5 separate regions of the Homo sapiens genome follow, and regions 1, 2, 3 and 4 are each linked to region 5. Evidence: chromatin contacts called from ENCODE Hi-C or POLR2A ChIA-PET data. All regions are on one chromosome and are shown on one strand. Each heading gives the region's core, a stretch centred on a gene start or an enhancer-like site at or near the end of the contact. The rest is flanking DNA. Distances are from core to core; before and after follow the strand shown. Region 1 overlaps PER2 (period circadian regulator 2). Region 2 holds the start of PER2 (period circadian regulator 2). Region 3 overlaps RAMP1 (receptor activity modifying protein 1). Region 4 holds the start of HES6 (hes family bHLH transcription factor 6). Region 5 holds the start of ESPNL (espin like).

Evidence for each region. Hi-C counts contacts between places; a loop is a spot of excess contacts on that map. ChIA-PET counts read pairs that join two places held with the same protein, here RNA polymerase II (POLR2A). Pooled maps may share reads with other maps.
Region 1: a pooled map shows a loop between it and region 5 (2.4-fold over the local background). The contact joins the enhancer-like site here to the promoter of ESPNL in region 5. A Hi-C loop is called at or near these places in 2 of 37 single-sample maps with no recorded cell type and 4 of 50 pooled maps. POLR2A ChIA-PET finds 5 or more read pairs at or near these places in 3 of 52 experiments (PC-9, activated CD8-positive, alpha-beta memory T cell and common myeloid progenitor, CD34-positive).
Region 2: a map of B cell shows a loop between it and region 5 (19-fold over the local background). The contact joins the promoter of PER2 here to the promoter of ESPNL in region 5. A Hi-C loop is called at or near these places in 1 of 168 maps with a recorded cell type or tissue (B cell), 4 of 37 single-sample maps with no recorded cell type and 5 of 50 pooled maps.
Region 3: a loop to region 5 is called in a pooled map, with 2.0 times the contacts of the local background. The contact joins the enhancer-like site here to the promoter of ESPNL in region 5. A Hi-C loop is called at or near these places in 4 of 37 single-sample maps with no recorded cell type and 2 of 50 pooled maps. POLR2A ChIA-PET finds 5 or more read pairs at or near these places in 2 of 52 experiments (GM12878 and activated B cell).
Region 4: a loop to region 5 is called in a pooled map, with 3 times the contacts of the local background. The contact joins the promoter of HES6 here to the promoter of ESPNL in region 5. A Hi-C loop is called at or near these places in 1 of 168 maps with a recorded cell type or tissue (OCI-LY7), 7 of 37 single-sample maps with no recorded cell type and 6 of 50 pooled maps. POLR2A ChIA-PET finds 5 or more read pairs at or near these places in 3 of 52 experiments (H1, OCI-LY7 and PC-9).

The regions. Positions count from the first base shown.
Region 1 is chr2:238,262,268-238,266,040 of GRCh38, reverse strand. It overlaps PER2 (period circadian regulator 2), which reads left to right. Exons shown (of 23, transcript NM_022817.3): 9 at 451-529; 10 at 2,983-3,089; 11 at 3,697-3,773. Among named protein-coding and RNA genes, the nearest start is that of HES6, 24 kb to the right of the region's middle. RefSeq lists an enhancer at 1,758-2,258. Within about 2 kb of position 2,405, at least 23 of the 41 ENCODE cell types and tissues checked have a DNase peak (open chromatin) inside an H3K27ac peak, as active enhancers do.
Region 2 is chr2:238,287,065-238,290,613 of GRCh38, reverse strand. PER2 (period circadian regulator 2) reads left to right here and starts at 2,004. Exons shown (of 23, transcript NM_022817.3): 1 at 2,004-2,265. LOC112268433 (a long non-coding RNA gene) reads right to left here and starts at 2,745. Exons shown (of 3, transcript XR_002959458.2): 1 at 2,717-2,745. RefSeq lists enhancers at 441-490, 1,565-2,459, 2,544-3,066 and silencers at 1,257-1,526, 1,867-2,016.
Region 3 is chr2:237,896,799-237,900,262 of GRCh38, reverse strand. All of the region lies in intron 2 of RAMP1 (receptor activity modifying protein 1), which reads right to left. Among named protein-coding and RNA genes, the nearest start is that of RAMP1, 39 kb to the right of the region's middle. RefSeq lists enhancers at 1,101-1,210, 1,291-1,340, 1,308-3,464. Within about 2 kb of position 1,547, at least 29 of the 41 ENCODE cell types and tissues checked have a DNase peak (open chromatin) inside an H3K27ac peak, as active enhancers do; they include GM12878, where a contact is called at or near this core.
Region 4 is chr2:238,237,863-238,241,522 of GRCh38, reverse strand. HES6 (hes family bHLH transcription factor 6) reads left to right here and starts at 1,485. Exons shown (of 4, transcript NM_018645.6): 1 at 1,485-1,698; 2 at 1,776-1,862; 3 at 1,955-2,036; 4 at 2,272-3,256. The coding sequence starts at 1,618. The coding sequence ends at 2,696. RefSeq lists enhancers at 1-79, 80-585, 2,486-3,054 and a silencer at 1,243-1,762.
Region 5 is chr2:238,098,442-238,101,802 of GRCh38, reverse strand. It overlaps ESPNL (espin like), which reads right to left and starts at 1,463. Exons shown (of 9, transcript NM_194312.4): 1 at 1,090-1,463. The coding sequence starts at 1,383. It overlaps SCLY (selenocysteine lyase), which reads right to left. Exons shown (of 12, transcript NM_016510.7): 12 at 2,390-3,361. It overlaps UBE2F-SCLY (UBE2F-SCLY readthrough (NMD candidate)), which reads right to left. Exons shown (of 19, transcript NR_037904.1): 19 at 2,390-3,361. RefSeq lists enhancers at 3,021-3,315, 2,950-3,361.

The sequences.
Region 1 (3,773 bases), core at 1,156-3,655, 160 kb before region 5:
TCCCAACTACTGGAGAGGCTGAAGCAGGAGAATCGCTTGAACCTCGGAGGCGGAGGTTGCAATGAGCCGAGATCGTGCCACTGCACTGCAGCCTGGGCAACGCAGCAAGACTCTGTCTCAAAAAAAAAAAAAAAAATCGTAAAGATGGCCTTCCAGCTTTATTTTGCTAAGAGTAGTCTTTACGTGGTCCGTGTGGTTTTGTTAACACGGCAGTTTCGATTTACTAGACTAAAACTAGCATATAAAGAAGCTAAGAAGGCTGGCCAACGATCCCACAACCAGCATAAGGTTCTCAGTGTGGCAGTCTCTGTTGTTCAGAGTCCATGTTTTAATTTTTTTCTTTAGCTGCTCATTACTCTGAATCTACAGGGTGTTTTCTGGTAGTTTTAATATAACATCAAATATGCATTTCTTAGGATCACAAATGTGTGCAATATTCTGTTCTTTCAGCCCCTAGAATTCCTCCTGAAAAGAGAATTTTTACAACCACCCATACACCAAATTGTTTGTTCCAGGATGTGGATGAAAGGTACGTGGTCTTGACCCACCCCCTTTTTCATGTTTTTGATATAAAAGCTATTTAGCCAAAGCCAAGACTGCATCTTGGTTTTATAATTACATGATAATGGACAAAAACATGTAATTATATACAGGCAATGAAATAATTATGGAATTACACTGAAAACTTCCTAAGATATGCACATGGTGTAATTGAGGCTTTCTGGAGAGCTGTTGATCTAATTGAGCCTGTCTTAATTCTCCCATATAAACCCATTCGGAGTGGATAATGGTCCAGACAGAGGCGCTGTTGCCTGGGACCAGTGTCAGGGTGGAAGCCGGAGATGCCATTGGCTGGATCCCAGCAGAAGTCTATCTTCCAGCCTGTGTGCTAGAGGCTTCTCCAGGGGACAGGATTTTCTCCATGCCTCAGAGCCCCACTTGGGTCCCTCTCTCTGGGTCTCCCCCTCAGGGTGCTGTAGCAGGTGCGAACAGTCCCAGTGAGATTTGGGAGCACCCATGTTCTGAGTGGCTTCTGCCCCCACCATGCATCTTCTCCCAGCTCCTCCACAAATGCATGAAGACTCCAAAAACACTTGGGCCGGCTAGGTGCAGTGGCTCACACTTATAATCCTAGCACTCTGAGAAGCTGAGATAGGAGCATCACTTGAGGCCAGGAGTCTGAAACCAGCCTGTTTGAAACCAGGAGTTCAAAACGTAGCAAGACCCTGTCTCTGCAAAATAAAATAAAAATTAGCTGGGTGTGGTGGTGTGCACCTGTAGTCCCAGCTACTCAGAGGCTGAGGCAGGGGGATCACTGAGCCTAGGAGTTCAAGGCTACGGTGAGCTATGATTGCACCACTGCACTCCAGCCTAGGTCACAGCAAAAGACCCTGTCTCAAAAAAATAGAAAGAAAAAAAATGTGTGGGCCACTGGCAGTAGTCACCGAAAAGTGACCTCAGAAGATACCACAGGAAGTGGACCAAGAAGCACCAGTGTGCTGGGTTCCTAAAATGAACCAGGTCACCTAGAAGCTGGAGGATCAAGACCTCTCCCTCCTCTACTCTTGGCCCAGGGACACAGGCCCCCATCCTTGGAGTCAGGGCCACACAGCTTCCTGGGGAGGCTCTATGGGTAAAAAGGGATCCGTCACTTCCAGCTCCAGGTGGCTCAGGTGTGTCCGCGGGGCTGCCTGGGGCAGAGCCAGTTTGCAGATGCAGGCTTCTGGACACCACCCTGCCCTGTGGAACCAGGATCTTGGAGGGCAGGGCCTGGGGCCGTATATGTAAAGCAGCCTCTGGAGACTTTTCTTCCTTCAGAGATCTGAGAACTGTCTCTAACCCACTCCCATGCCAACTTGGTGTCCAGCTCAGCCCTGTGCAGGGAGGTTGGCAGACAGGTTCACCTGGCATGATGGGCCACAGCCTGCAAGCTCTCCTTGATGAAGCCTTGTGTGTGGCCTGGCTCACAAAGCCCAAGGACAGCCAGGGCTCCCCCTCCTCCTCCCCTCCTTCTTTTCACCCTCCACCCCCTTTCTGCTCCCTCCTCTTCCTCCTCCCCCTCTTTTTCCTTCCTGTTCCCCCACTCCTCTCCTCTTCCTTCCTCTTCTTCCTCCTTCAGCAAGGCCTTGATGGGACGGATGCCAGGAACATTCTGTATATCCTGTCCAAAGGAAAACATGAGGCCTGAAGAGAGAGCCTCAGACAAGAAGGAGGAAATCAAAGAATAACGCCAGGCCCTTGAGAAAGTTCTGCACCATGGTCTAAAGATTCACAGGGAAAATCCTTCTACACAAGCAGCAGAGTTTGAGGAAACATTGGTTTGGATGCAACAAGTGTTAAGAGGCAGATCGGGAGAAGAAATGGTCGGTGGAGCCGGCAGAGGGCGCTGGACACAAACAGAAGCAGAAGGTGCTGCTGAAGTTCAGCTCCGTCCTGCAATGGAGCAAAGCCACAGCTCTGGGAGGAGGCATGAGCTCAAAGGGCAGAGGCCCAGCCAGCCACCGAGACTCCAAAGAAGCCACAGTAAACCAACTGGATGCTGAGGCCAAAGTCACACGAGACCAGGCTGGAAAAGAAGCACATACAAAGGGTTTTCCGAGGCCCAGGCAAAACTTGTTAAGCAAAAATCCATGCCAGGTCACATGTGGCCAAACTAATGAATGACACTGAAAAAGAAAAAGATGCTGGAAGGAAGAAAACAAAAGCATGATCATGACTTATCTCTTGGGAGGTGAAACGCAGAGCTGAAGCACTCAGGCCCCAGCAGAGGGAGCCTCCTTCAGCGTCCTGGACAGTGAACCTTCGTTTGCTATTGATTAAAAGTCTAGCTGGTTCTGTTAGTCCAACTTTTGATCTCCGGGGGTGGGGGAGGGGGTGGGGTTTGGAGTGTATCTTCTCTTTCCAGGGAATAAGATGGTTCTTAGTGACAATCTCCTCATCTGTTTGGATGCCAATCCTAGCGTGTGTCTGCTTGCCTTCCAGGGCGGTCCCTCTCCTGGGCTACCTACCTCAGGACCTGATTGAAACCCCAGTGCTCGTGCAGCTCCACCCTAGTGACAGGCCCTTGATGCTGGCCATCCACAAAAAGAGTAGGTCCCCTTTTCATGGTACATCCTGAAGTGTTTGGCGGAAGTTCCTGTGTCCTTGGGGCTGCTTCTTGGGACCAGTCTAGCTCTGACAGGTCAGATCAGCTAAGGACAAGCAGGTGGTAGACGCCCGCCTCGCCGCCTCCCTCCTGGCACTGCAGTGCCCAGTGGAGTCGAGAGAGAGGGGTAAACTCATGTGAGTTCCTTTGTGGCCAGTTGTTTCTCAGTCCGTGGCCTGAGTCCGTAGCATCTTATGTTTACTGTTGGCTTCAGTGGCGCATGGGAGGAGGGGAGACCAGTTCATCTGTGGCTAGGAAGGTTCTCACCAGGCCAGGGGAGTGCACAGTGCATGTCCTCACCAAGCCCAGCCCTCATAGATGCAAGTGACACTAGCAGAGGTGAAACATGGGATGAAACAGCTCCTGCTGGAAACAGCCTCCTGGTAATCTACAGCAAAAACAGGAGGTTGAAAGCAGTGGCTTTGAAGAAGTGTTCATACCCCTACAGTTTGCAAATGATCCTGGGCCTGAGTGACTCTTGACTTGTCTCTCTCTACTATAAATCCTGTTTGCTCCCCTTTTCCCCTGAATGCTGGCTTTTGCTCTCCTAGTCCTGCAGTCAGGCGGGCAGCCTTTCGACTATTCTCCCATTCGGTTTCGCGCCCGGAACGGAGAGTACATCACGTTG
Region 2 (3,549 bases), core at 755-3,254, 190 kb before region 5:
CCAAAGCACTTGATAATTTCTAAAAGAATTGATTTCAATATATTTCTACCAGATTTATTGGTGGAAATAAAAAAGGCTACATTTAGGGAGGAAATGTGACATCAGGTAGCAGGCTGAATATGGAGCAAGACCCAGCAAAAGCATGAAGAAGAATCTCGGTAAGGTGTGGATGAGCTGTCTGTTTACTCTTGTTTCCAGAACAATGGAGCTCCCCATTGACGTCAATGGGAGGGAAGAAACAAAAGAGCCTTTGGGTGTGTGCAGGGCGCAGCAGCCGGGCCTGGGTTTGCTTGGCATTTGTGTGTGTATGTGTTAGGGAGAGGGGGCGGGGAGTGTGTCGAGGTGTCAATGTCAGAGGAACAGGAGGAGGGGCCACCTGACTGAGTGTGTGAACAGCATGCAGGCCTCCCGGGGCTTCTGTGGGAAGGGCTGCCCCGATGAACTTGGTATTTGCCCTGGTTTGCATCTGAGAAGTTGCACACACACCTTGTCAAGTAGAAGAGAAGGAGTTATCACACTCAGGAATTCCTGATGTGGGTTCATAACTTTTCCTTCTGTCCCATCCCTGGTCCCCAGGTGAGTCCAGGTAAAGAAGAACAAGAAGAGTAAAGAGAGATGCTGCGGGCTCCAGCTTCTTGGACAGTCTCGCCTTCCCCATGAGAGCCTACACATTCAGAGCCTGCTGCGTGGGAGCCTGAAAGCTCCTTCCTGTCCTGTAAGTCTCAGGCTTCTACCCAGACCCGGGGAAATTGTACTCTTTCTCCTGACACTTTAAATGGAAGTTTAGAGGCTCCACATGCCCCACACAATGCTTACCGAAACAAGGTGATGCAGGGTCCCGCGCTGTCTCCCAGGACAACCTCCTACCCCTGGCTCCTGCGTCTCTACGGCTTGCACCGTTGTAAGGCGTCCCTTTCTCAGGGCCCATCTTACCCGCCTTGGAAGTGCTGCCTTTCTCACGGAGCCTGTGGGGATAGCTCTGGTTAATTTATAGCCCACATCGCCCAATTTAGCATTTGATTAAGTTTCCTTTTTATGAGATAGTCCTTTCTCCCTAGTGATGCGCTTGGGGGCAGGGACAACATCATTTCTTTCTTTTGTACCTCCCCAGAGTAACAATGACTCTATTTCCTGAACCAAAAATTGCAACACGTGGTCTCAAAAATAAGAAAGGTCACTTGGTAGCTGCCGGGACAAGTGTCGACCACAGGCACCTCAGAGGCCCGGGTGGGCGTGCCCCCGGAGCTGCTGCAGGGCGGTGCTGCCACCTTCTCCTGGGCTGCTCCGGGGCCCCGCGATGAATGAGTGAGTGAATGAGTAAATGAATGAATGTGAATGCGTGAATGAAGCATGCCGCGCGGACTTTCCCGCGGCCCTGGCCGCTGGGGGCGCGCCTCTGGCCGGTGGCCGGAGGTGGAGGTCTCCCTCGTCCGGCTTCGGCGCGCCGGGTCTGCCAGGCCGGCCGGAGGTGCGCAGGAGCCCCGCGCCCAGCTCCCCCGCCCGCAATGGTACGCGCCACTCCGCGCTCCCCGAGCTGGCGGGCTTGAGGGCGTAGTGAATGGAAGGCGCCGACGCCGGAAGTGGATGAGACCACTAGGGAGGACGACGGGTAGCACGAACGCGCCGCGTCTCCATTGAGGAACCGACGAGGTGAACATGGAGTTCCATGTGCGTCTTATGTAAAAAGAGCGACGGGCGCGGCCACCAATGGGCGCGCGGCGTTCGTAGGCCCCGCCCCTCATGTATGCAGATGAGACGGAGTCGCGGCCAATGGCGGAGGCCGGGGGCGGGCGCGGCGCGCGCGGTCACGTTTTCCACTATGTGACAGCGGCGACTCGGCCGCGGCGGAGGCGGCGGCGCTGAGGGGATACGTGCAGCTGTGGGCGGCGGCGGCGGGCGCGGGGCCGGGCGGACAGAGCCGCGAGTCGGCGGAGGGACCGGCGGACGGGCTGACGCGGGCGCGGCCGGCGGTAAGTGGCGCGGCGCGGCCCCGCTGCGGCTTACGTAACCGCCGCCGGCGCGCGGGCCTCGGGCAGGTCGGGGTCCCAGCGCCGGCTCGGGCAGCGGAGGCGCCGCCGGAAGTTCCTTGGGCTGCTGGACTCCTCGGCTTGAAACGGCGCCGGCGTGGGGGCGTGTGCCCTTGGCCCTGTCCCAGGTGGAGAGTGGTCGAGCCGCGCGCAGGGTGCGCTCGTTTGAACTGCGGTGACACCGAGGGTTGGGGACTCGAACCCCCGCTTCGCAGCTCAGGAGCCTGAGGTCCGAAAGGTGAGGCAGCGTGTGTAGGGCACCGAGCTACCGAGTGACTGCGCGCGGGCTGCGGTTCCGTGGGCGATTCTCTTTTGGGAACCCTCCCTCCCCTCGCATGGGGAAGGCCAAGGAAACCAAGGGTCAGCGCAGCCGGCCCTGGGATCTGGAGGACCCTCGGGGAGCTGACTGCCTCTTCTGAGGCCACAGGGCTAAGTCCTGGGCTGGGGAAGGGCCATGGAGGGGCGCTGATCTAGGAGCTTTTCCTGGACACCCACGGGTCTCCTGGAATGGGTGATCAGAGGGACAAGGAAGTCCCGGTGCCAAGCCAGGCCTGGGAACCTGAGGGCGGGGAGACCCTCTAATGTTCGCCCCTTTGCCTCCCCTGGACCACCCTGTATTAATTCCCTTTCCCCGGACTGGATAGAAGGGAATGGGGGTGTCCACTCTTTGGTGCAGCAGTCGCGCCTACCTTCTGGGATGTACTTTGGCTGCCAAGTCCCAGACATAGACCAGGGGGTGGGAGGTGGCCTGCTTCCCCCTTCAGGAAGGCCAGGGTAAGGGATGACGAGTTGGTTGCCAGGGTTTCTGTAACCTACACAGAAGGAACCCGTTTGGAAAGCTGATTCATACAGAACAACAGAGCCAGAAGGCACCCTGAAAATCACCCAGAGTAACCCCTCAGCCTGACAGATGAGCAAACTGAGGCCCAGGCCCAGGCTGTCTGCAGGATCTTCCCATCGTCCTGGGGCAGGATGAGCTTCAGAGGTTCAGTGATGGCCTCCACTTGCGTGCTGAATCCTGGGTGGGCTGGAATTTGGGAGGAAGGGCCTTAAGTCCGGGAAATGTGTTAAGAACCCCACACGGTGGCTAAAGCCCCACATGGACGCCTCTCACCTGTATATGGCACAGCAGGACTGCTAGACTTCTTGGCCCACCCTCTACCCCCACCTGGGGCTTCTGGTCCCAGGCTGGGTGTGCCTGAGAAGAAAACAGGACTCTACCTGAAGGCTTTATTTGGAAATTGAGTTTTAAAATACAAGGTGAATTGATTTTTGTGTGCTATATGACTATAATGAAGAAAGGGACTCCGTTTTTTTTGAGTGGAAGCTGTGTGGTGTGCCAGCGCGGGGATGGCACCGTGGGTGTTTGCAGTTATCTGTCACTGTCGCCTTGGTATGATTCATTGGTACAGAACTAACGCAGCCCTGGCTTTCTGTGGAGACTGGAGTGCCAGGTGGGAAGGGGGAGCCCTGTGTCAGCCAGCTGGCTGCTGCTGGCTCCCAGTCTGGGCCTCAGTTTCCT
Region 3 (3,464 bases), core at 298-2,797, 200 kb after region 5:
CCGTGAACCCAGGAGGCAGAGGTTGCAGTGAGTCGAGATCGTGCCACTGCACTCCAGCCTGGGCGACAGAGCCAGACACTGTCCTAAACAAACAAACAAATAAACAAAAAACAAAAAACAGAAAAGAAAAAGAAGAAGTATAAGAGATTAATACGTAAAAAAGGTTTGTTAAAAATTGGAAAATCCTCAGTGAATTGGGATACTTTTTGGTTAAATTATAAACTATCAAATATCGACTTAAAAAGGAGGAATTCCAAGAAGAAAAATGGCAAATGTTATTAAAGAATTGCTGTTTCAAAAGGCACTAGATCCCAGGCAGTTCTTTCAAATTCTTTTTTTTTCTTTTTAATTGAGACAGGTTCTCACTATGTTGCTCAGGCTGGTCTCAAACTCCTGGGCTCAAGCGATCCTCCCACCTCGGCCTTCCAAAGTGCTGGGATTACAGGTGTGGGAGGCGTGAGCCACTGCAAATTCTTAAAGTGAAAGAAAAAGATGTGCAGCTTCCCAGTTCATTTAAAAAAGTTAACAAACCCTGATCCCAAGCCTCTTGAGATGGCATGACATGCGTCTCAACGCATGCGCACACGGACGGAACAGATGCCCTTCGCTTCCACCTATAAATAGACACTCAAGTCCCCTACCCAATGCTAACAAACTTCATCTAGCCACATAGCATATTTTATTTAAAGGAGGGCTAATTTCAGGAATGCTTTAAACCTGTTACTACAAAATCACACTTTAATACACCATGGGAAAAAAATGTACCGTCATTTTAATACGCATTGAGAAGGCATTTGAGAAAACTCAATATTCTTTTCTGATTTTAAAAAAGCCACAACCTTGAAAACACAGAAAGAAGCTATTTTCTTCATGTGATAAAAATCTCTCTCTCGGCCAGGTGCAGTGGCTCACGCCTGTAATCTCAGCACTTTGGGAGGCCGAGGCGGGCGGGTCACCTGAGGTCAGGAGTTCGCGACCAGCCTGGGCAACACGGTGAAACCCCATCTCTACTAAAATACAAAAAATTAGCTGGGTGTGGCAGCGTGTGCCTGTAGTCCCAGCTACTCAGGAGGCTGAGGCAGGAGAATTGCTTGAACCCGGGAGGCGGAGGTTGCAGCGAGCGGAGATCATGCCACTGCACTCCAGCATGGGTGACAGAGTGTGACCCAGTCTCAAAGAAAAAAAAAAAATCACTGTCTCAAACCAATAGCATGCACCCCATTTAGGACTGGAACACAGTGGCATTTTCGTGGCAGCCAGCAACAGGCTTATTTCGCATTTAGGCAGCCAGGGCTGGCTTCTCCCTTGTGGTTTCTGCCTTTGGTGTCAGGGCTCACACCCAGGATTCTGTGAATAGCGGGACCTTTCCAAAGCAGGGAGGGGCTGGCCACTTACTGCGCCACTTCCTCTGTTGACAGAGAGCCACGCTGTGGCCTGGCCTGGCGTGCGTCAGGTGTGGAGCAAGCACAGGGCCAGCTTGTCTTTAAGAGGCCTCAGCCCGGGCCCTGGGGATGTGAAAGCCCACGCAGTGTAGCTTCCCACCTACGTCTGCGTGTGTGAGCTCGGGAGCCTGGCTTCCTGTCTCACTTCTGCCCAGCACTGCTGGAGGCAGCAGAGAACTGGGCACCTTTTGTTTTTCTTGACACTGGGGAAATGTATAAGGAAGTCTTGTTAACTGTTTGATGAAAAGCACTTCAGCACACTGTGCTGGCCTGGGAAATGTGTGCTGGGCCAGCAGGCTCTGAGCCAGCTGTGCACACCTGGAACTCCTACGGGTGAGTGGCTGCTCCCATCCCCCTGGGACTGGCAGCACGCGTGAGGGAAAGACGGATATTGTACTATCAAACCCTTCCTAAATCAGGCTGGTCAGAGAGTACAATCAAACTAGGGAAAAGGCCAAGCATTAGAAGTCCTATGTACCTGTGCCAGCCCAGGGATGCCTACACATTTGACCTACTGCATTGCTGAGACAGGAATGCTTTGAAATAAGTGTCATCACTGCATGCAAATGAATATGTTAAACAGGAATTTTCCCCAGGCTCTGACTATGGTTTATCTATTTAAGTTGTATTAACAGGGACTTCTGACATCTTAGCAAAGCCATTTTCCCAACAGCATAAGGGGAAATGCCAACTCCATCCCTTTCCAAAGAATTACAGCATCTGGCCAGGCACAGTGGTTCCCGCCTGCAATCCCAGCACTGTGGGAGGCTGAGGAGGGTGGATCACCTGAGGTCAGGAGTTTGAGACCAGCCTGGCCAACATGGTGAAACCCAGTCTCTACTAAAAATACAAAAATTAGCTGGGCGTGGTGGTGCACGCCTGTGGTCCCATCTACTCAGGAGGCTGAGGCAGGAGAATGGCTTGAACTCGGGAGGTGGAGGTTGCAGTGAGCTGAGGTTGCACCACTGCACTCCAGCCTGGGAGAAAGAGCGAGACCCCATCTCAAAAAACAAACAAACAAACAAAAAACAAAACCCCCCCCCAAAAAACCAAAACAAACAAAAAAAGAAGAATGACAGCATCCACGAGAGCATGTGTTTCTGAGGTTTCCACTAAGACACGTGGATCTGTAAACAAGAAGCCTCACCATAGGCTTCTTGCAAATACTTCGCCAAATCATGGAAGCCAATTCCATTCCACACCTTTGTTACCAGCTAAATATTGCACTTTACCACTGACTAGGTGCTTGCTGAACAAGGAGGACAAAGGCCTCTCTCTTGCAGGAAAAGGAACAACATGAATAACGCACCAAAGAAAGAATCTTGGGAGGGTTCAAGGAAACAGGAGGAAGACAGATGAAACGGGGCTCAGTGTTCTCGCTGCTGTGGAGGAGGCCACAATTCCTCCTGCAACACTCGCAGTGACTGTAGAGCATGCTGATGAAGCCGGAGAAAATGGCCAGCCCTCTCTGCACGTTGAGCAGGGAAGGCAGACACGGGACCACCTGTGGCCTTATTCTCACCTCCCCTCGCTCATGGCCTGTCTGGGCCTCAGGCTCTGTCCTGTCCCATGTCATCTGCTCTTTCAGTCTCCCTCTTTCCTGGCCTGAAGTGAAGCTGGTTCTCCCATTCCTGGGATGGAGGCTGAGGCCCAGGCGGGGCCCGTGGTTGCATGCGGGGCTCTGGGGTCCACCTGGACGGATGCACACCTCATGATAGCTGAGTGCCACACGGGAGCATCCGGTGAGCTGCAGGCATGTAAAAGAGGGACCCACTGAGGCTGGGGCAGGTGACCCCACCATCCCCACGGACAGCACATCACACCCCCAGGACATTTAAAGGCCTGGCCCCTCTGCTGTCCAAAAGTCTAAGAGGCTGGGTGCAGTGGCTCACGCCTGCAACCCCAGCACTTTGAGAGGCCAAAACAGGAGGATCGCTTGAGCCCAGGAGTTCCAGACCAGTCTGGGCAACACAGAGAGACTCCCCCATCTCTACACAAAGTTTAAAAGTTAGCCAGGAGTGG
Region 4 (3,660 bases), core at 236-2,735, 140 kb before region 5:
GCTCCGCTCAGCTGCTGCGGTCCCGTGATGTTCCCCTCCCACGCGGCCTTCCAGCCCATCCTGCCAGGGCCACCCCTCACCTTCCCTACCTACCAGCGCTTCTGTGAGGCCAGGCTCTGCTGGGGGTGCGGGGAGGTGGACAGGGGGTCCTAGGTCAGACTGTGCCCTTGTCCAGGGACGCTTATAGCCTGGAGGGGCTCAGAACAGACCCTGACGATCCCAGCCCGGGTGAGTAGTGGGGACTGAGGAAGGCAGGTGCTGTGCGGGGCAGGCTGGTAGTCGGCCGGCTGGGGTCCGAGAAGGCGTCTCCCGTTCCGGCTCCTCCACACAGCGTCTGGACTGACGCCGGGGCAGGAGCCGGGCAGGGGTCCCCAGGACGCTGCCCGAGGGCGCGGCCCCACCGCCCACGCACCCCGCCCGCGGCCAAGAGGAACCCAGCAGATGGGCGGCCCGCCGCGATGGGGGAGTCGCGGGCGTCTGGCCGGGACAAGCGCCCGCCGCCTGCCCGCCGGACAAAGGGTGCGAGACAAAGGCGCGGCCAACACCTGTCGCTCTTGGCGCGGCCGCCGCTTTTCTCGCTTTTCTCCGCCGAAGCGGCCGCAGCTGCCAACTGTCACGGGCATCAAGTTACAGGACCAGACGGCAGCTTCGGCGGGCCTGGGAGGCGGGGCGCGGAGGACGAGGAGGGGAGGAGGGAGGCGGGCGGGGGGCAGTGGAAGGGAGGGAGGGGGCCCCGGGGGCCAAAGGGGACTAGAGGGAGATGGGGGAGCTCAGAGGGGGGCGGGGCTGGTGACCCGCAGAGCCCAGGGGGAGAGCGGCGCGGGCGGGAGCACCCGGGACCCCGCCCCACTAGGACTCCAGTGCTGGCGGAGGGCGGCGTCGGGGGTCCGGCCCGGCGTCTGGACGAGTCCGGAAGAAACTCAGGGGCCGCCCCGCCACCGCTGCCCAATGGACCCTGCCTCCCCGGGGCTTGGCAGCCACCCCAGCCGGGACCTGAAACCCCTCTAGGTCCAGAGACCGCGGACTTGACTGTGGCTCTGCACACCAGGGACGCATCTCCTGGGGCCAGTGGCCCCAGCGCTCAACTCTGGAGGCGCCATCGGCGAAGGAGGGAAATGAATGAATTAATGGGTGAATGAATGAGTGGACGGACGGACGGACGGACGGGTGGACGCCTGCTCGCACGCGCGGCAGATCAGTGGTCCTAGAGCAGCAGACGGAGAGAAACAAGCGCGGGCAGGGCCGCAGCTACCCGGGGTCGCCGCCCCGGTGCCGCCCCCGCGGGGGTCTAGGGAAGGCCGGGCTGGGGGCCCCGCCTAGCTCAGCCAGCTGCCCGACCGCCAGAGCCGCTGGGCCGGACAAAGCGCGCTGCCCCGATTGGCTGCAGCGCGCCTCGCGGTCGGCCGCCCCGGGCCCGCGCGGCCAATCGGCGCATTGAGATGCAAATAAGCGGCTATAAAAGGGGCGGGACCGCGGCGGGCCGGAAGCCGCGAGGAGCGCGGACGGCTGGGCTGCTGCTGGGCGGCCGCGGGGCAGCGGAGGGCGCCGGCACTCCGGTCCCCGCCGCTCCCCGTCCCCGCTGCTCCTAGCCCCTGCCGCGTCCCCGGCGGAGCGGGCATGGCGCCACCCGCGGCGCCTGGCCGGGACCGTGTGGGCCGTGAGGATGAGGACGGCTGGGAGACGCGAGGGGACCGCAAGGTGCGGGCCGGGGCCATGGGCGAGCAAGCGGGCGGGAGGCCGTGCGGGGCTGGGATTCAGTGCCCCGCTCCCCGCAGGCCCGGAAGCCCCTGGTGGAGAAGAAGCGGCGCGCGCGGATCAACGAGAGCCTGCAGGAGCTGCGGCTGCTGCTGGCGGGCGCCGAGGTGCGGCGGCCGGGCAGGCGCCGTGGGGCTGCGGGGCGGGCGGGCGGGTCCGGGAGCGCGCTGCCGGCTCACCGCCCTTCCCGCCCGCGCAGGTGCAGGCCAAGCTGGAGAACGCCGAAGTGCTGGAGCTGACGGTGCGGCGGGTCCAGGGTGTGCTGCGGGGCCGGGCGCGCGGTGAGTGGCGGCGGGGCGGGCGGGGGCGCCGGCCGCGGGCGCCTGTAACCCCTGCCAGACGGAGGACTTCCCTCCCGGCGCCCCTGTCCTGTCGGCGGCGAGGGCTCCCACCGGAGCAGGGTGCGCCCCCGCGTCTCCTGGGTGAGCCGCGTCCCCGCGGGCCGGGTGGGCTGGGCCACGCAGTCGCCGCTCACCGCGCGGGACGCGGCTCTCTCCCTCCCACCCTCGGGCCCAGAGCGCGAGCAGCTGCAGGCGGAAGCGAGCGAGCGCTTCGCTGCCGGCTACATCCAGTGCATGCACGAGGTGCACACGTTCGTGTCCACGTGCCAGGCCATCGACGCTACCGTCGCTGCCGAGCTCCTGAACCATCTGCTCGAGTCCATGCCGCTGCGTGAGGGCAGCAGCTTCCAGGATCTGCTGGGGGACGCCCTGGCGGGGCCACCTAGAGCCCCTGGACGGAGTGGCTGGCCTGCGGGGGGCGCTCCGGGATCCCCAATACCCAGCCCCCCGGGTCCTGGGGACGACCTGTGCTCCGACCTGGAGGAGGCCCCTGAGGCTGAACTGAGTCAGGCTCCTGCTGAGGGGCCCGACTTGGTGCCCGCAGCCCTGGGCAGCCTGACCACAGCCCAAATTGCCCGGAGTGTCTGGAGGCCTTGGTGACCAATGCCAGCCAGAGTCCTGCGGGGGTGGGCCCGGCCCTCCCTGGATCTCCTCCCTCCTCCCAGGGGTTCAGATGTGGTGGGGTAGGGCCCTGGAAGTCTCCCAGGTCTTCCCTCCCTCCTCTGATGGATGGCTTGCAGGGCAGCCCCTGGTAACCAGCCCAGTCAGGCCCCAGCCCCGTTTCTTAAGAAACTTTTAGGGACCCTGCAGCTCTGGAGTGGGTGGAGGGAGGGAGCTACGGGCAGGAGGAAGAATTTTGTAGAGCTGCCAGCGCTCTCCCAGGTTCACCCACCCAGGCTTCACCAGCCCTGTGCGGGCTCTGGGGGCAGAGGTGGCAGAAATGGTGCTGGGCACTAGTGTTCCAGGCAGCCCTGGGCTAAACAAAAGCTTGAACTTGCCACTTCAGCGGGGAGATGAGAGGCAGGTGCACTGAGCTGCACTGCCCAGAGCTGTGATGCTCTGTACATCTTGTTTGTAGCACACTTGAGTTTGTGTATTCCATTGACATCAAATGTGACAATTTTACTAAATAAAGAATTTTGGAGTTAGTTACCCTTGAAGTATTGTTGAGTGATGTGTCATTACTGTGTCAAGATATGTAAATGCTAAACTAAGCACATTTCCCCTGCATCTGAGGCTGGTGAATGTCCTTTAAAACCTCACCCTTTCTCAGCAGAGTGAGCAGTGTGATGGTGGTGGGGATGCACTCCGTGGCTGTCTCTGCAGCAGGCAGTGCTTCTGCCCCCCATGCTAGGCAGGTCCTCAGACCCAGCCTGTTCTTGGGCATTGTGTGTCCTGGAGAAGGAGTTTGTTTGCATGAGGCTTGTCTCCAGGGTAACTCAGCAATAGGGAGATGACCTGTCTCTGTGCCATTTTCTTGTTCATGAGCTTCAGGAATAATAAAATAATGCCTAATTGCTACCTATTTGGTTTGAAAGTATCTTTTAAAGACCTGTTTTAGGAC
Region 5 (3,361 bases), core at 214-2,713:
GTTTCTGCCTGCAACATGGAGGGAGGTGCTCCCTGCTGGGACTGAGGTGAGAGGAGGGCCAGGACTCAGGTCCAGGTCTTGGGAGGCCACCTCTGGCAACCCTGCCCTCTCCTGGGCCCGTCCCCAGTGTGGAGAAGGCCCTTTCCCACGCAGTCGGGTGCCCGCAGACACCTGCCCACTCTGCTCATGGTCAGAAAGGCTTCCCAGGACACCTACCTCTGGCTGGTCCCCTGCCCCAGTGCCCTCCCGCTGGCCACAGGGTCCCGGGGCCAGGGAGCGTTCCTACCACAGGTGTCAGGGGTCCAGCAGACCTGGGCCTTCTCCAAGGGCCCTGTCAGAATGGATCCCCAGGCAGGCACAGCTCCCGCCTGCTGCCCTTGGGTTTGGCGGAAGGGCCGACAGGAACAGGATGCTGGGCCGGGACTCTCAGGTGCTCTGGCGAGCCAGGTGCTGGGGAACCTTCCCGCTCCGCAGTCTAAGCAGGCCCCACCGGCCCCCACCTCAACTCTGACCTCTGGGCGGCGGCGTTCTAAGGCCGGTCAGTCCTGCTCACCCTCAGCCCTGAAAGCTCCACAGGGCTGAGCGACAGCTCTAAGGGCCTCGCCTGCACAAAGGGGACTGGGCAGGCAGGATAGGGGAGGGGGGCCCAGTAGAAACGATCCGGACAAGACGATCACCATCAGCAGCCCTAACTCCCGTCCCCCAGGGCTAGGCTCCCAGCTCTCAAGCCCAAGTTCCCACAGTGCTTCTGTAAGGATCCCTTTCTAGACCCTTTGGGAGGCAGGCCCTGTGGACCAGGCCTGATCAGAGACAGGGGTCCTGATATCTGGCAAGACCCCCACTGGCAACGCCCAGCTTCCTGGCAGGGAAGGTGATAAGAAAATTTAGGAGGTGTTCTTGGCTCTCAAGCCTTTGTGCTCTGAGAGGCGTGGGGCAGAGACGGTAACCACTGACTGAGTCCCCAAGAGAAACAAAGGGCCCAGGGCCATGGAGCCCGGGGTGGCCAGTACTCTGATCCTCCGTGGCTCACACCTCCCTGGTTCCACCCCAGCCAGCTTCGTGGAGCCAGGCTGCCCCATCCCCGCTCACCTGCAGACCGCAGCCCCCCTCGCGGACCAGCCAGCACAGCTCGGCCAGGCTGCCCGTGGCAGCGGCGTCATGCGCTGGGGTGGCCCCGTTGTGGGCCCGCTGGTTGCCGGGCAGCTGGGCCCGCTGCACCAAGAACTTGACGCAGTCCAGGTGGCCAGCCCGGGTGGCGTGGTGAACCAGGCCGGCCCCCAGAGCATCGGTGATGCCCGGGCCCAGGGCGCCAGCCTCCAGCAGCCGCTCCAACGTCGCCACATCCCCATCCTTGGCGGCCACGAGTGCCCGCTGCTTCTCCATCCTCTGGCCCGGGCTCTCAGTGGCGACTCATGCACAGGCTGGGGCTTCCTGTTTCAGACGTGGATGAAGCTGCCGGCTCTGGTTACCCGATAAGCTGCCACAGGGCAGATGGGAGGCGGTGGGGTGGGGTCGGGTGGGGGGACAGGCCTTGAGGACCTGCCCAAGCCACTCCCACAGTGTGAGGGTGCCAGGTGCCTGGAGCTGGGAGGATGGAGTACAGGGCACAGGGAAAGGCCCACACCAGGCTAGGTCAGGGCTGGGTATGGCCAGCAGAGAAAGGAGGCTGGCCCTGAGGCTGCTCAGATCTGTCCAGATGGCAGGAACTTCATCTGTGGAGCGAGGGCTGAGGATACACGCCACTGAGCTTCTCACAGGAGCCCCGAGTGGCCTGGGAGACAGTTCCCCCAACTCTCACAGAAGGGCAGACCCCCAGCCGCCACCACAGTGTGTCTGAAGTAAAGGGTGCCCAGTAGGTCTACATGTTTGGCTGTGTTGACACCCACAGAGCTGAGCGCCCCGCCTCTGGGTCCCGGCCCTCGGCCCTGGAGGCTCCTAGGAATCTCTGGGGACACAGTGGCTCCACGGGGCCTGCAATGGGCTCAGGACCCTGACTTGGGTGTGTCCAGGCCTCTGAGGCGAGAAGGTGTCAGCCCCTGCCTCGGCCCCCTCTCCAACTACACGGACCAAGTCTCTGGGCTGCAGCCCCAAGGGCCCAAGTACATTTAACCCCTTTCCAGATTGTTCTGGACAATCCATAGTTCTTCTTTAGGGAAGTCAGGACCACCACAGCCTCTTCCTGGCAGCAATGGGAAGCTGCAGATGGGGGACCCATTACATTTGTAGGGGCTTCCGGAGACACAGCCTCAAGCTGGATTTCTGGGCTAACGCATCATCACACAATGGTGACCTGGGGGCTGCTGCACCCCTGGCTTCCCCCCGACAGGCTCTGTCAGATGACTTTGTGCCCAAGCGCAGTGCCCACTAGAGAAACCACAGGATCCCCAAGTCGGGCACTGAAATCTTTTATTCGTTAATTTAGTTTCTGGCAAGTGTTTCCTCAAAATCATCAAGTAGTTCCTTGAACCGTAAAACCACACATTAAAAATGTTATTCCACTGAAAATGACTCCTATGCAAATATCGACATGTGATGTGTGTCCAAATGCCAGAGCATTTTGAGAAAAGAATCCTCTGCAAATAAAATTAAGGTAAAAGCTGAGTCAGGGATGATCCGATTCCCACCCCAGGAATGACCTGGAGCTGCACCAACTCAGCGAGGTTGGAGCTGAAACCCTGAGTTAATAATGATCAAAAGGGACAAGACAGGAAGGCCTGGGGACCGTGGACAGGGAAGTGCGCAGCCCTGATTGCCAGTGGGCGGAACAGGGTCAGGCTCGGGGAAGCAGGAGGGGTGGTGGGCGGTGGGCGCTGAGCAGAGCAGGCCTGGCCGAGGCTGGGGGCCACTGTGCACTGAGGCCAGAGGAGCAGGGTGGTGGGGGCAGCTTTGGAAAGGGACTAAAAAGGGCCTGAGAAGAGACCACTCTGGAAAGGTGCATGTAGAGGCCATGATCAAAACAAAAAAATCAAGTTTCCTACGTTCATGATAGCATTTGGCTGACAATGAGTTATAAATACTTGGATTCTATCTTCCAGATAAAAACACCTTCCAGGAAAGGGCACTCACAACAGGCGTGCCCAGTTCCCAGTGGGGAGGGTGGATAAAGCTAAGTGTTTCCGCTTCACCACTGGAGGACGGTTCTATGTGGGCGGTCCCATGTGGGCGGTCCCATGTGGGCGGTCCCATGTGGGCGGTCCTATGTGGGCGGTCCTATGTGGGCGGTCCCATGTGGGCAGTCCTATGCGGCGTTGGTGTCCTGGGCCCTGTGAGCTCTGCAGGGGTCCAGGGAAGGAAACTGGGGGTGCACACTCGCTGGCACTCCAGGACAAAATGCAGAGGGGGCATGAGACAGTCATCCTGG